Linked DNA regions of Mus musculus: all the other regions are linked to region 3. The links are chromatin loops, found by intact Hi-C in ENCODE. Cell type or tissue: left cerebral cortex. All regions are shown on one strand. Links, peaks and the distances in the headings refer to the core of each region. The heading gives the core; the rest is flanking DNA.

Evidence for each region. A loop is a pair of places that touch in the nucleus more often than their neighbours do. Peaks named below come from ENCODE experiments on the same cell type or tissue, not always from the same donor. Only the 100,000 strongest peaks of a DNase experiment are listed, where the experiment ranks them.
Region 1: a loop joins it to region 3, with 8 times the contacts of the local background. A loop is called at or near these places in 15 of 42 quality-filtered maps.
Region 2: a loop joins it to region 3, with 4 times the contacts of the local background. A loop is called at or near these places in 4 of 42 quality-filtered maps.

What each region holds. Positions count from the first base shown.
Region 1 is chr2:108,687,134-108,692,208 of GRCm38, forward strand. No RefSeq gene overlaps it. Among named protein-coding and RNA genes, the nearest start is that of Gm39905, 190 kb to the right of the region's middle. In left cerebral cortex, for the core only: a CTCF peak has its summit at 3,147 (motif pointing right); a DNase peak (open chromatin) is centred at 3,151.
Region 2 is chr2:108,107,073-108,112,147 of GRCm38, forward strand. No RefSeq gene overlaps it. Among named protein-coding and RNA genes, the nearest start is that of Gm23749, 30 kb to the left of the region's middle. In left cerebral cortex, for the core only: a CTCF peak has its summit at 3,247 (motif pointing right); a DNase peak (open chromatin) is centred at 3,268.
Region 3 is chr2:109,692,673-109,697,747 of GRCm38, forward strand. It overlaps Bdnf (brain derived neurotrophic factor), which reads left to right and starts at 891. Exons shown (of 2, transcript NM_001048142.1): 1 at 891-1,237. In left cerebral cortex, for the core only: a CTCF peak has its summit at 2,357 (motif pointing left); DNase peaks (open chromatin) are centred at 1,672 and 2,350; H3K4me3 peaks cover 1,498 bases; H3K27ac peaks cover 18 bases.

The DNA of each region.
Region 1 (5,075 bases), core at 1,696-4,195, 1.0 Mb before region 3:
AATTCATAAACAAAGTTAGCTCTTATTAAGTGGCTTGGGAGAAAAGATATGATTATACTGTTAAGAAACACAAAATGATAGCTAAATATTAATTTATAGGCAGTATACTAAACACTTTGTATCCCTTATCATATTCTTTTAACACATTTTTTAAGTTGAAGGTAAAGTTAGATGTGTCTCATTTTAAAGAAAATGGAATAGATGCTAATAGAAGTAAATAACATATTCAGCAAAGCTAATGCATAAACATCTATGATGATCTGAGGTCATCTGACTCATAACTCTAGTCTTCTAAAAATATATCATTAAGTCAAGTCACCTAATCCGGGAAAGGAACACATCTGGCATGAGTACTAGTCAGGACTACTAGTCAGGACTTCAGTCAGGCATGAGTACTAGTCAGAACTTCAGTCAGCTTTCATGCCTAGGTCTCACTCAGCGAGGATATGGAAAAGTTGGGTTATGGTTTGCAGCCATTCATCAAATGACTTTCAGGGAATCACATATGGTGGGAAGTTCTCAATAATAAACAGTAAATAATAGAACAGTGCTCACCCTTCATACAGCTTCAGAATCTGGTCTTTGGTACTCTTTCCTTCCCTGACTTTTAATAAGAATATTTATACCAAACAATTCTTTCTTATTTTAATCAATCATATACCTTGTTTCTTTTTAGATGCATTTCTATTGGAAAACCAATCATTTGGCTGGGACATTCAGTCTCAATCCTAGCTTGGCCTTCCCTTGTCTCCTGGAGACATCATTTACTCCTCTGGCCTTTCAACCAACACTTCTCTTTCCCACTCTTTTATCACACTTACTTCTGCCAAAGTCATTCCATGTAGGCTCGGTTTCTTTTGTTTTCCATTGAATGTGAAGAAACAGGTTTGTAGAGCTCCAAAGGGCCAACAAGAACCATATCCCAACCAAGAATGGTGTAGCACAATTCACAGCCAAGCTTGTCTGAATTTCAATCCAAGTACCTTCTCCTACCTCTTATCTCCATTTGGAATTTGAATAAAATACTGTGGTCCTAAAACCACCAGGTTATATTTCTTGGGAAATATGTCTATTTTTAGATGACTAAAGGAGATGGATCTTTAACTTCTAGACAGGCCAACTTTCCACACATAGGGAAAGAAATGCATTAAATGATCTGAGATTTCCTAGCAGAATAAAAAACAAAACATGGGTGTCAAGCACTCTCAGAGAAGAGGGGACACATGTGTCAGTTTATACCAGTCTCTAAAAATGAGGCAATAAACATATCTCTATTAACAGGAAGACGTAGCCCTCAGTCAGAGCCTGTAATTCAGCAGGTCTTTCTGGGAGCTCCATAAGTAAGTTCTGACCCTGTAGGTTCTATAGGAAAGGTACGAAGTCTCTATACTATGCACTTGACCACTGAAGCCAGTTGCTCTGTGACTTCTAATGCCAGTGATGTTTATCCCTTTGCTGTGCCTGTGCCTATATTCCTTCTTCCTCGATCTGAAGACTCCATTGTTCATCATTTTAAATATCCATAATGAAGAGTTTACTCACAACGATGGGAAATTGCCTCCAAATATTTGTTCCCTCAGTTCCGATGATAGACTCACAAATCCAATAACATACAAAGGCAGATTATATTATATGTAGAAACTAAAAAAATATAGCAAAACCATAAAAGAAAAAACAAATCCAGTTGTCCATTGATTGTGCTGCAAAAACCACAAGATTTTTGCCAATGTCATCCCTCTTATGCTTGCTTATCCACACAGCAGGTGGTATGGAGGAAGTAGCAGAGTATGGAGAGAATTCTCCCCAAGTCCAAGTGCTTTCTGACACATGAGGAAGTAGAATATACAACGAGCTAAAGGGTATCTTGATCTTAAACAGATTTCTTTGATATAAAGCAAAAATACCCACAGATATTGGTTTATCAACTCCAAAGTTTAGCAAGAGCAGGGAGTGCTGGGATGATAATTTGTACTGCAGAGGTGAGAACAGAGAACTAAAAGCCTGTGGGATACATCAGAAATAGAAGTAGTGAAGGACTGATACGGTTTCAAGGTATTCCCCTTGCTCCCCAATTTGTACCGGTGGTCCCTCACTGGTGGCACTGTTTGGGAAGGTTGTAAAACCCTTAGGAGGTGGAGCCTCAGGTGAAGAAGTAGACACTGGGGACAGGCTTTAAGGCTTTATAACTGGTGCCCCATTTATTGTTGACATTGCTTTATGAATGTGAATGCAATGTGAGCAGTGGGCCTCTATCACTTCCGCCATGTCTTCCATGCCTGGAGTCATGACTTTCCCTCATGGTGGACCTTTCCCCTCTGGAACTGCAAGCCTAGATAAACCCTTTACTCCCTTAGGTTGGCTTTGTCACATGATTTTCTCACAGTAGTGAGAAGGTAATTAATACAAGAACCAACCAAAGATATAAACATTTTAAAGAATCTCTAAAAATATAACTTAAACATAAATATTCTACTTCTCCATTACCGAATAATATCTAAGTTATGCCTTACTTAGATATTATTTTGTACAAAATTACTTCTTTTTGCCTAGATCTCAGAGCTCTGAGTCATCTCGTTCTTTATATTGGTAATCAAAATTTAACTGAGAGACACAAGCATGTAATCTAACACCATCCTACTCCGTATTGATATTCAATACTTTTAGCATAACTATACCACCCACCAATATACGTGTTAGAGGCACATAAGAAGCTCAGATTTGTTCATCTGAGCATTTATGTGACTGTGTCCTCTGATTAACATTTTTGTGTTTCAGCATAAAGAACATAAAACAGAAATACAACCAAGAAAAGGATAGAGGTTGCAGCAAGTTTGCATTCCATTTAAAACCAATGTGATGAACACATGCAGTCTTTCACTAGCTCAGAATGGGAATCGCCTGCCACCTAAGAGGAGATGGGGCTAGTGGGGTTAGTATGTTTCACATGTTTTTAGGGATCCATTAGTTTTATTTAAGACTTTATAGACCATACCTTTAATAAGTCACTTTGGAATTTATTGGAAATTAACAAGACGATTTCCTTCATACTTTCAAGAACACATTTTTCTTCCATATGTAGAACTAATAGAAGGCACCCCACCAAACTCCAGCTTAAGTAGAAAGGTGTTGTCACCTGATGCCAGCAGGGGGCAGCAAATAGCAAATGAGGCTAGGAGTTCAGGATGCACTCTTGAATGAAAGATGGGTAGAGTTTTGGGGCTCCCAGAACAGACGATGGAGAAAACAAGATAAAGAAAATGAGAGCTTAAGGATATGCTCCAAAGAAATAGTTAGTGGTAGAACTAAAAAGGTCAAACGCGCTTACTTCATTTGATTTAAGAAGACTCTGAAGTGTGCCAAACAATTTTGAAATGTTTTTCATTTATATAGTTACACTTTGTATAAAACTTATGTTTGAAGAATGAGATTCCTGATATCCGGAAACCTCAGTTTTCTATGAAGTTGCTATTAATATTTTGATGATAACTTCATTGAGCTAATTCTATATCGGTGTATAGTGTGTGTGTGTGTGTGTGTGTGTGTGTGTGTGTGTAGAGAGAGAGAGAGAGACAGTCAGACAGACAGACAGACAGACAGACAGACAGAATGGTTTTTTGTGTTTTTTTTGTTTGTTTGTTTTTTGTTTTTGTTTTTGATTTTTAGGGAAAAGTACAGGTCCCAAGCCTCCTCTACAGAGTTGCAGTCTCTTTAACAATAGATCCCTCTTACCTAAAGGTCTATACTTCATCTGAACTCTAAGATGAATTTCTTCAACTTTTCTTACACGGAAGCATTCACCATACAGATCCTTTTTCAGCACACCAGGATGAGCATAGTAAAATTTTCCATTCTAAAAAAAAGCCTCCAAATTTGTTTGACTCCACTCATCTAACCCAACAACTACTGAACATCAGCCAGTTCAAAGCTGGCAGGATCTTAGATCTCTGGGAAGAAAGAAAACAATACCAATAACTTGGGGAAACAATAGCTACATTTAAAAATAAAACTATCAATGTTCCCAGTTCCGTGTTTCATTCAGCACAGCACTTCTGTGCAGTGCTATGGAGATGTTTTGTAAAGTGAACCGGTGCATGGTTAAGATGTCAGCTATTCCAGTAAGAGCACAAGACAGCGATGTTAAAAACAAATAACTTTAGGGAGGGTTGTCAGTTGTGGATTGGCTGTGATAAATTGCCTTCATTGAGTTTCCTGAAATTACGAAAGCCTAAACGTCGTGGTCATAAAAGATTTAGGCAGTTGTGGGAAAGGAGCAGAGTCGGGAGGGAATTTGAAAATGTTCAAAATAAAACCTCCACATGCACTCCTAGTCTCATCTCCTCCCCCTTGTCCACACACTATGGGGGATCTAATAACACTCCCAGGCAAACGGAAGCAAGCCCTCTCTCGCTGCTTTTCTCTAGCATTCACATTTGATGTCAACACATCATAGCCCTGCATTTGGCAAACACTAGAAAATCCTTCTCTTATGTCAAGGGCCTGTTTAACTGTCCCCCTTTCTGGCAGAGTTCCTTGATTTTTTTTTATGGGCATAAAAAAATATCTCAGAAAAGTTCACTATGATTACAATGTCTAAAATAGTTACTATAGTTACCTAAATAAATAGGCTAGCTTCCCAGTTAACATTGATATAGGGGACATTGTATCTTAAATGCTTGCTCCATCAGTATGTGTTGTGTGACACGGTACATAATAAATACATAAAGTTAATAAAATTAAATTTAATTCAATAGATAAGAGATGTCCTGTTCATTATGTAGTATAGTGGCTTAAAGTAAACATTTTGTCAACAATTGACTCCCAATCCTAATGGCAGTATTATATCATTTTAGCAAAAAAAAAAAAAAAAAAAAAATTAATAGTGTTCTCAGCAGACATCTTTGCATCTCCAGTAGTGCTTGGTGACTTCCTAAGAAGATAGTCTTGCTATGTAGAAAAGTAGATTATTTTCCAATATTTCAAAAACTGAGGGCACTATTTTCAGCCAAGATAGAAAAATGAACCATACCTGGAGATCAATGCTCTCATTTGCCTAGCTTGCCTTGAATGCATCCATC
Region 2 (5,075 bases), core at 1,696-4,195, 1.6 Mb before region 3:
ATATTTCTCAGAAACTGATCATTTCATTACTTCATGACAGAGATTATGAAAAGTGACAGTGACAGGTGACACAACTAAGAATAATGATTCTGATTAATGCAGAGAGTAAGACAGTACAGAGTTATGGGACTTCCACAAGGAATATCTTGTTTCAAATCAGCAGGAACTAGTAAATAATTTATGGAAAAATATCATCAGTCTCTTGAAATTAAATAAATCTTTGGTCCTTTTGCATAGTCATAGAATCCAAAAGTCAGAAAGATTAGATTTCCTCCTGAAGATGTAGTTTGCAAACTATGACTCGGAGTTAACTTGCAGCAAAAATGAATATGTGCCATTTCTTAAACTCTTGCAATTTATGATGATTTTCTATATACAGGATTTCAGCAATTGAAAAAAATCTAGAATTAGTTTGACTAAATTCAACAATTTCACTTGAATCAATTGACAAGTTGAAACTACTAGGATTTCCTTAAGAGTCAATTCAAAAAGTGATTATAATAATAATGATCAAAAAAGTCTGAGCAGGGCAGAAGACTCAGTACTTAATAGAATAATTTATATATATATATATATGTGTGTATGTGTATATAATTATATATATATATATTGTGCATATATATATATATATGCACAAAAATATACTTACAGGTGTTCAATTCCCGTCAGATAAACTGTTTGGCTTACTGTAGTATCTAATTCCAGTTTCAGGGGCTCAGATAAGCTCTTCTGGCCTCAATGGATACCTGTGTTTATGTGTTTAAACACACACACACACACACACACACACACACACACACACACACACACACACATATATATATATATGAGCAAAGATGAATTCCTTTTAAGGGAGATGAGATGTTTTGCTTCAATTCTTATAAACTATTATACATCATAAAATTTTCTTGGCTTTACTACTTAAAAAATAAATGTAAAACTACGGATTCTGCTTAACTCCTAGAGGCGTACATACTTCAAGTAAGACTATATATTAGTAGATTCTTTATATTTTAAGCCACTATGAAGTTTTTAAGAACTAACTGATAGAAAGCCATGTTTTGTTTTGTTTTTTATCAGAGTTGTACCATATATGGTATGGATGTATTTAGATATCTATCTATGCATATATGTGTAAGTAAGAAGAAGAAGAAGGGGAAGGAGAAGGAATGGAAGGGCAGGGCACAAGAGAGGAAGGGGAGTAAGAGCAGCTGTGATATGTTGTAGAAATGGCAGGAATATGTGGAGGCTAAAATGTCCTTCCTTATGTCACCTAAAAGCTGGATTCCCAGGAAAGCTGTTGTCCAGCAGAGTCTGAGTCTGAATAGCAAAAGAAAGAAGGAAGGAAGGAAAGAAAGAAAGAAAGAAAGAAAGAAAGAAAGAAAGAAAGAAAGAAAGAAAGAAAGAAAGAAAGAAAGAAAGAGAGTGCAGCTCTCAGTTGAGACTGAAGGTTAAAAGTGCCTTTTAGAGGCAGGACCAGACTGGTGCAATCTCAAACTCTGAATTCATAAATTCTGGAATTTGATATCAAATAGTATAAGAAAAGGATATCTCAATGTCCTAAGAGAGTGCTGCTTATCTCTATCCCCCTCACCCTCTTCATCCCCCCTCCTTTCCCTAAGGTCCCCTGTCTCTTTGTTTGTTTGTTTGTTTGTTGTATAACATCCTGAAACTCCTATGTTTACACATGTAAGGACTGATCTTCTTTCCCCATTGTTTTATGGAATCGTGTTATTTTCTTCCAAAAACACAGTTATAGACACATTAGAGATGTGTTGCAAATGCCTCATTCTTCCTTACCCTGCTCACCGTCTACTGTGAGGAATGTACTTTTAAGTTCATTAAGTATCTTTGGTTTGTTGCTTGATTTTCCTCTCCTTTCAGAAGTTTGAATTATTTGCTTGATGAATTATTTGTCCAATAATTTCTGGCACAATGAACTGATCCTATTTTATAAAAACGTATGGCCTTCTTCTTAAGATTGAATGTTCATAAAGAATTGCATTTTGTGTTATATTTATACTGTGGCAAATTAAGCATGCCAACTAAAATTCTCTGCTAAGTGACCCAGAGGCAGAAGTCCCTGAATCTTGGGGTGACTCTGAATAAGACCATTTACCATCAGATTATGGACATGTAGTTAACCTCATTCTTTAAATGTGAGACAGTATCTATGTCTAATTGCTATTGTATCCTCATCCCCCTTCCCCAGAATTTGACTAGATGCCACTTCTTGAGGTATCCCCTAAAAAGTTGCAAATTATTAATCTGTAATTAATATTATAAAATAAATTTACTTAATTCAGACTAAAATCTATTATATAATTGAATAGTATAAGTATTATGAATCAAATTATTCAATTCACCAAAAACCAATGTCCAAGAGGCATAATTTGCTTTGTCTCTTTGTCATATTTAGGTCATCAATCAACTGGGATGTTTCCTCCAAGTGACCCAGTGAAATACTCCAATGAAATAAAACATGCTTTATCTCTAAAAGAAGAAATAAGCCAATAGATTCAGAGGGCATTTTATATTTACAATGGATAAGAAGAATGAAATTTGTGTCACATATTTGCCATCATTGACACAGACAGTTAATACACTAAATTAGAGGACTAAAGAACAGCATGTTTTTCTGAAATACATCCTTGTGATTCTGCCAATGCAAATCAGCATATTGGTGAAGATTTCTGGTCCAAGTCACCCATGGTCTGCATTTGAAGATGTTTAGCTTATCAGGGAAGTCATTAGCCTTCAGAAAAGACAAGCTGTACAGGAGTCAAGGAAGAGGTCACTAATCAAAGTGGTTTCCTGGCCTCCATATGTATGTTGCCATGATTTTGGTGATCTGCAGCATGGGCTAAGATACCTAAGAAAGAAATTGCTAGATTCACAATTAAATTCAAACCTGAGTTTGGGATATAATTCAGTGGTGATGTACTTGCCTAGTATGCTTAAAGCTCTAGGTTTCATCTCCAGAATAATTTAAAAAACAACAAACAAAGAAAGAAAAATGAAAAACAAAACAAAACAATCTGAGGAAAGAGATACAAAAGATAATATTAACTATTAATACCCTACCATTCTAAAAAAGATACCTACCAAATCCAGCAAATGGAATAGTTGTCATAGAAAATGCAATAAAATCATGTAAATCTTTATCAGAAACATGGTAAATAACATTTTGCTCCAAAGAGATTATTATGTTGAACTATAATAAAGTCATTAAAAGCATGGTAATAAACCAGCAGGTGGCAGACTAGAGACAGAACATTTTTCTAAAGCCCCATGAATCAAGAAGAAAACATTGATCCATTACTTCAAAAAGAGATAGGAAGCATGGAGAAACAAGGAAATATGATAGGAAATGTAGTACTGAAATAGTAGATCAAAACCTGGAAGTAATGAAGGTTACATTTGTAAAGAAAGTAATGAACCAAAACAGAGACCTCAATCAAAACTGTAGGGAAGGGAGAGAACTCCATTTCCAAGTCTCATGTTTCACAAACAAAACAGAAAAGAAAGCCTCCAGAATCCAAGATCACAAAAGCACCATTTCAGATGCCAGACTTCACATCTAGGTGAAGCAAATGTGAGAAATCACTTAGTGTTGCTCTGGTGTGATGCTACCTGTTAAGCTGGGCGAGAACAGGGAGAAAGAGGAACTGCATGGGAAGCACACAGAGTTCTTCAAACTCGTTTCTCTAAACTCTAGAGCTATAACTTCCCCAAGTAAGAACAGTAGGTGTTAAGGAACAAAGAACTGTGAACATCCCATCGGACTTAACCTGAACTAAAACTAAGTTAAGTAAGTGTGCTCAAGCTGAGATTGTAACCCCAGCAACAATAATATAAAAATATTCATCAACAAAGCAAAGCATGAGCATGTATGTGTAGGGCCATACCAGAGTCTCAGATATTGAAACCAACTGTGGAAAAACAAGACACTTAACACATTCAGAAAACAGAAGCTGGTATGATGTCATCTATTCTCAACCAGCACCCCATTCTCAGAGCCAAAGAATTACTAACGAATTGCTGACTCTTGTAACAGATGCTTGAACTGATGAAAAAAAATTGGGTAGTTTTGACAACAGCTGAGTTGCCACCATAAACTGATTCAGTTGAGGCAGAGACATTATCTGATACTGTAAGCAAGAAAGAATTATGGGGTGGTAATATAATTTTCATTATGTCTATGTTTGAGAATTTCATGCATGCATATATGCTTTTATATGGACTCATGCGTTCTCCAATCTCTCCTCTATACCCTACCACAGCTGCTGCTTTTCCATCTCAACTTTGCCTGTTTCACTTATCTAACTCACTGTGTTCTCTTAGTGCTGTCTATAAAATGCATTGCTGGATGGCCATTGGTCAAGCATGGGTCCCCTCTCACGAACCTCATCCATGAAGAAAATTGACATTTTGCCTTTCATCAACCAACAATTGCTGATAGAGCCACATTTGGGCAATGGGGATGGGGCTATCACATGAGCTCCTGCATCACTTATGCTGAGATTTCATCTGGCTTGATCTTGTGTCAGCTTATGCATGAAGTCATAGCTGCTATGCATTCATGTTTTCAGTGGCCATATTTTGGCCAACAAATACTGTTACATTTCAGACATCTGTAACCTCTGGATCTTATAATCATTCCTCCCCAACTTCTGCAAAGTTGTGCAGATGACACTTGCTTTGAATTTTTATGTGTGTGTTTATATTTGAGTACACATAAAGTCAGAAAGCTAGTAAGAGGTCATGGGGTATTTCAGAGGAAGAGGGTAGAATACAGGCAGTATAAGTATAGAGTCATGAAATAGAAATTATTACATGGGGTGGAGGATGGCAAACCAGGATAGACAAGAAAAATATGAGATTGTAGGCTTATATTTTGAAAAGCCTACATTAATAAAGGCTCTTAAATGCTTCAACCTCCCGTATAGCCCACCAAGCAAAAGTAGGGAAAAATGATGGCTAATAGGACAAGTGGGATATGAACCTGTTTAATAGTAATTCTTTGTGGGTGGTTCCAATCTTGGTTGTAAACAACCCAGTCTACTCAAATCAGC
Region 3 (5,075 bases), core at 1,216-3,715:
AAGAGAAGGGGAAATATATAGTAAGAGTCTAGAACCTTGGGGACCGGTCTTCCCCAGAGCAGCTGCCTTGATGTTTACTTTGACAAGTAGTGACTGAAAAAGGTGGGTTTCTTTTCTTTCTCTTTCCTCACCCCCCCCCCCGCCCCCGTTTGGTCTGCTGGGAAGCATATGGCTTTAGTGAGGTCTGTTATTGCCTAGGCTTCCCGGCTAGAAGCAGTAACTTGGTGTAATGCTATCCGGGGTTATTCATTAATAAAAAATACTGTTATTATCTTGATTGAATTCTATTAGGCACACTCCGGAGAGGTCAGGGCGCAAACTCTGGTTAAGCCGATGTGTTTAAGGTAGCGGAGTAAACCATAACCCCGCACACTCTGTGTAGTTTCATTGTGTGTTCGCTTTTTCTAGCTTTGTGGTGCGGGAAGGTGCGGGAAGGTGTGTCTGGGGCCGGGGCCTGGGGGTGGGGGTGGATGCACGCCCTCTCCCACAGAACTTGGGTGCTGGGATGGAAAAGATGGGGAGAGTTGCAAACCAGGGGAGAAAGATTTGAACGTGTGAGACTCACACTCGCTTCCTCCTACTCTAGAGCACATTGCGGGGAGTAGGGTGCCTAGGAACCGGGATTCGACCACCCCTCCTAGCAAAGGGCACCCTGCGGAGACCGCAGAGGGCAGGCACAGAGCTTTGGGTTTAAGCAGCGAGCTCCGGGGAAATGGAGAGAAGCCAGTGCAAGGCGATCAGGGATACCCCGAGGGCTTCCGAGGGCTTCCGAGGGCTTCCGAGGGCTGAGCCCCCGCAAGGAAAAGGCGCGTCGTCCCCTTTAAGCAGCCACCCCAATGGGTATCGGTGGCGCGGCGGAGCAGGGAGGGGATAGGGGCGGCGCTGTCTGACCAATCGAAGCTCAACCGAAGAGCTAAATAATGTCTGACCCCAGTGCCTGGCTCTGGCTGAGCTCTGGGTGCCCGTCGCTGCTGCCGTGCCGGGGCGCACCCGCTGGCTGGCTGTCGCACGGTTCCCAGTGCGCCCGGGACTCCCGGGCTTGGAGAAGGAAACCGCCTGGGGCGGCGCGCCACCTCCGCCTGGGAGGCTTTGATGAGACCCGGTTCCTTCAACTGCCACCACTGCCTTGGGGCAGACGAGAAAGCGCACGGGGCCCAGGGCAGGGCGCAGGGACCAGAAGCGTGACAACAATGTGACTCCACTGCCGGGGATCCGAGAGCTTTGTGTGGACCCTGAGGTAGGCGACTGCGGGGCGTGGGGCTAAGTGCGAGAGCCAGAGGCGCGTGCGCCCGGGAAAGTTGGCTAGGGGACTGAGAAGTTGTGGGACTGCAGAACTCCGGCTTCACCTTCGTCCCGGGACAGCGGAGGGGCGGGCTTGCTCCTGGGGAGCGTTCTCCCGGGATCCCACGACTCTGAGGGACAGTGCGACCCCAGGAATCCCTTCAGTGTGAGAGAAAAAGCCAAGGGAAGAGGACGACTTGCGCCATGGGAGCTAAGCCTGCGTCCCGGGGATCCCCGAAGTCCTCCCGCAGACGAGGAAGGGTGGTGAGAGAGATATAGAGCGACAGCTGTTGGGGGCTCAGACGGATGGCACCGGGACAGGGCTGGGATGAGAGCCCTTACCACCGGCTTAGGCACTCTCCACGCAAATTTGGACCGGGGTGGTGTGTAGTCCGAGAATGGGTCTTGGCGCCTTCTGTCCTCATCTCTTTTCCTGGGTATCACAACAGGCTGTTCACTGTCACCTGCTCTCTAGGGAGTACTACCAAAGCTTACTTACAGGTCCAAGGTCAACGTTTAACTAGGAAAACTTGGGACCCTTCTTATCGCTGGGGCCTGAAAGGGTCTGCGGAACTCCAGGACAGCCTGTATCCGACCCTCTGTCCATCCTGCGCACCTCCCTTTGGGCATCCTCCTGAGGAAGTGAAAGTTTTGACTTTCATCCGGGAGTAGGTTGGGTGTTTATGGAGGATGAAGAGGCTAGTTTTGATTTCCAGGGATGCTGAAACAGGAAGAGCAATGGATAAGCGACCTAAGCGTAGAAAGAAATAGCTGAAGATGGGGGCTTTGTGCTTGATGACAAGGAAGAAGGGGAAATTGCTGCCGGGGGTGGGGGGGGGGTGGTGTTGTTCCCCCCGGGGCTGCTGAGGGCGGTGAGCCACAGGCTGTGAGTTTGAGTTTGAACTGGTGTTTTAGTGAAAACAATTCGTGAGTTGGGGGTGGAGCCTGGGCTAGGAAACTGGGGATGGGGACTTGGGGATGGGGGGAGCCGGAGGGAGAGAGGGAGGATCCAAGGAGGAGGGAGGGGAGGGCCAGGAGAGCTGAGCTAGGAAGGTAGAGGGTGCCCTCTTCTGGCCACACTGGCAAGAGTAGCTGCTGGGGCTCGTCGAATGGGGGCGGGGAAGTGTTTTAGGGGCAGTTTTGCTGGTCGTTATGGGGGTTGCGAGTAGAAACTTGTTGAGTGGCGTTTTGAAACAGCTTCCTGAAGATGTGCGGCTCGGTTCGGAATTTTGGCTTGTTGCATTTCTTTCCTTGAGTTGCCGGGGTGCTTTGAGATACCATTGACTAAGTGCTAGGATTTTCTTGATCTTACTTGAGGGTCTTCCCGGCATCCTAAAATATCCGTCTTCTCAGCGTCAACAACAGCCTTTTAGCCCCTCTCACAAGAATACAGGATGTTCTTGTCTGGAAGTATGTTTCTGCCTGTTTATTAATCCTTCTAGAACTTATCCTTTTTTTAAAAAGAAAGCGATGTATAATTAGGAACAGTAATTGTTATCTAATTGTATATGAAAGGCTAAATGACTCCCCCTTCCCAACAATTGGATCAACTTACTGAAAAATATACCCCTCTTTTAATTCTTCTCCAAAAATCGATTCTTTTATACATTAGTTATAAGGTCAAAAGCCATTTTGATCCTTCGATTGATTTTTGTTTTGTCTTGTTGCATTATTTATTTATTTATTTTATTTACGGGTTTGATTCCTCTAAGCATCCGGGCCCCTGTAAGTTTGAGACACTATTTTCAGGTCGGAGGTATCTGAGGTTAGAACAAGAGCGGTTCAAGCTGTTACACACAATAGGCTTAGTCAGGCGCAGAGGATGAAATAACATTAGGGAGCTTTAAAAATAATTACTGCAGTTCACTGATTTTTCATAAGGTTTGGAGGTTTTGGTTTGTTCTTCCTCCCCTCCTCCCCAAGGCAAGAGAGAGAGAGAGAGAGAGAGAGAGAGAGAGAGAGAGAGAGAGAGAGAGAGACTTGTTGAAACGTAATCTCTACTGGAATTTGAAATATGGTAGTTACCATTATTGGAATTCCAGAATCATAAAGTTGTTTTCTGTTCCTCTTCTATGTTATTTTGTAAAAATGGGATAAATATTGGTAAATATTAATAGTAAATACAACGACACAGAACACACGTTGTATAGAGAACTGTTTTACGTCATTAAAATTTTCCTGTTTATAAATGATTCAGGAAGAAAGAAATAATTCCCAGATAAACAAGACTGTTGTGCATGACGTAGACATCTTGAAGCATTAGACCATTGCAGACACACTTAGACATAACATTTTTTAAAACAGACTAACAGTAATTTTTCACATACTTCTAGAGTCTCTCACAGCCCATTCAGAGCTTAGTTTGTAGTTTGGAATCATGCTTGTTTTAGGGTGCTACTTAAGGTCATTTGAAAGGATTGCAAACCTTTATGCATCCAGAAATTAAATCATTTAGGAAATCTGGTTTAGGATGCCTTGAAAGTATGCACCCTTTTAACTGCATACAAGAGGAACCTAGAAAGTGATCATTTGCCTAAACTGCAGCCATGGTTGCTTAAATCTCCTAAAGGTCCCAAGAGAGAAAAGGAGCTGGGTTACTTCTAGTTCATCTTGACTCGCTGGGAGGGAGAAATCATATTAAATGTAAATGCAAATTTCTAAAATCCTAGCACAAAGTCTTGGATTTTCTTTTAAAGGGGGCACCATTAAAATATAAGCTGTTCCCAGCTTCCTGTAATGTTTTAAGAGTCCAATTCTTTTTAATAGTCCCAATAATCTCATTTCTTCCGAATATAAATAGCTCTGGGTTGTAGCTTGGCACACGGAGCAGGCTGAGCACGCCCACCTGATAGTATAGCAACCAGCTTGTTTTTATTCTTTTTTAGATTCATCTTTGAAGCCTTTAGTAAAATCCATCTCCCCCTTCCCCCCTTCTTTCCCCACACTCCACATACCCTATATGTTGTAAATTGTAGCACAGTTGGCAGATTTGGGTTCTATAGATGTTATCTTCTAATCACCAAGAGAATCTGAGATGCACGACATGGAAGGAAAGGTCACACACAAGTAGTTCATTAAGAATTTAAGGTGTAGGAATTTAGTCCCGGAGTAGAGCAAAGAGCAGTTGTGGATTTTCTGAATGAAAACAGAACACAGCAAGAGGAGGGCAGCTAAACCTTTGACTGTTATGGAAGACACACTCCTGCTGCAGCAGTTATAGTGTACTGATCTCCTGCTAATGGTTAAAACACCAGCCTGTGTTTCTCTCCTTGTGGGGACGGTTTCCGTTTGTGTGAGGGGGCTCTTTTGGTCCTGTGACAGTGAGTATCTCTTTTTAATGGGGTAATTGCTCACTTGTCTCAACTTGTTTTCAAACAATTGTTATGAAGCACTTCGTTTCCACTAATTGCAAAATTGCTGCTTAATTGAAGGACTCTCAGCCGCCTAGTGCAGCCATTCAGCCACTGGCAGGCTCTGTGAGCTCAAGCTGTGAATTGCATTTTAAAGAGGAATCAGAAGAGAGTTTTGCAGAATTCCAACTTGAAAATGCTGGCTGTTGTTCACTGGAGGCAGAAGGAGCCATTTGAAGGATAATCACATTAAGTTGCATTATGATAAATTTTCTTTATTAGGATGGATAACATGCCCAGATGGGCATCAGAAGTGAATGAGTAGACGTATTGGTTACACTCTGGCCTCCATTTATTCTGTCTAGTATGGAGTAATGCTAAGAAGTAAATGATGTTGGCAAATGAAATCCGTTTGTCACTGGCATTGGGGAGTTAACCCTTGGA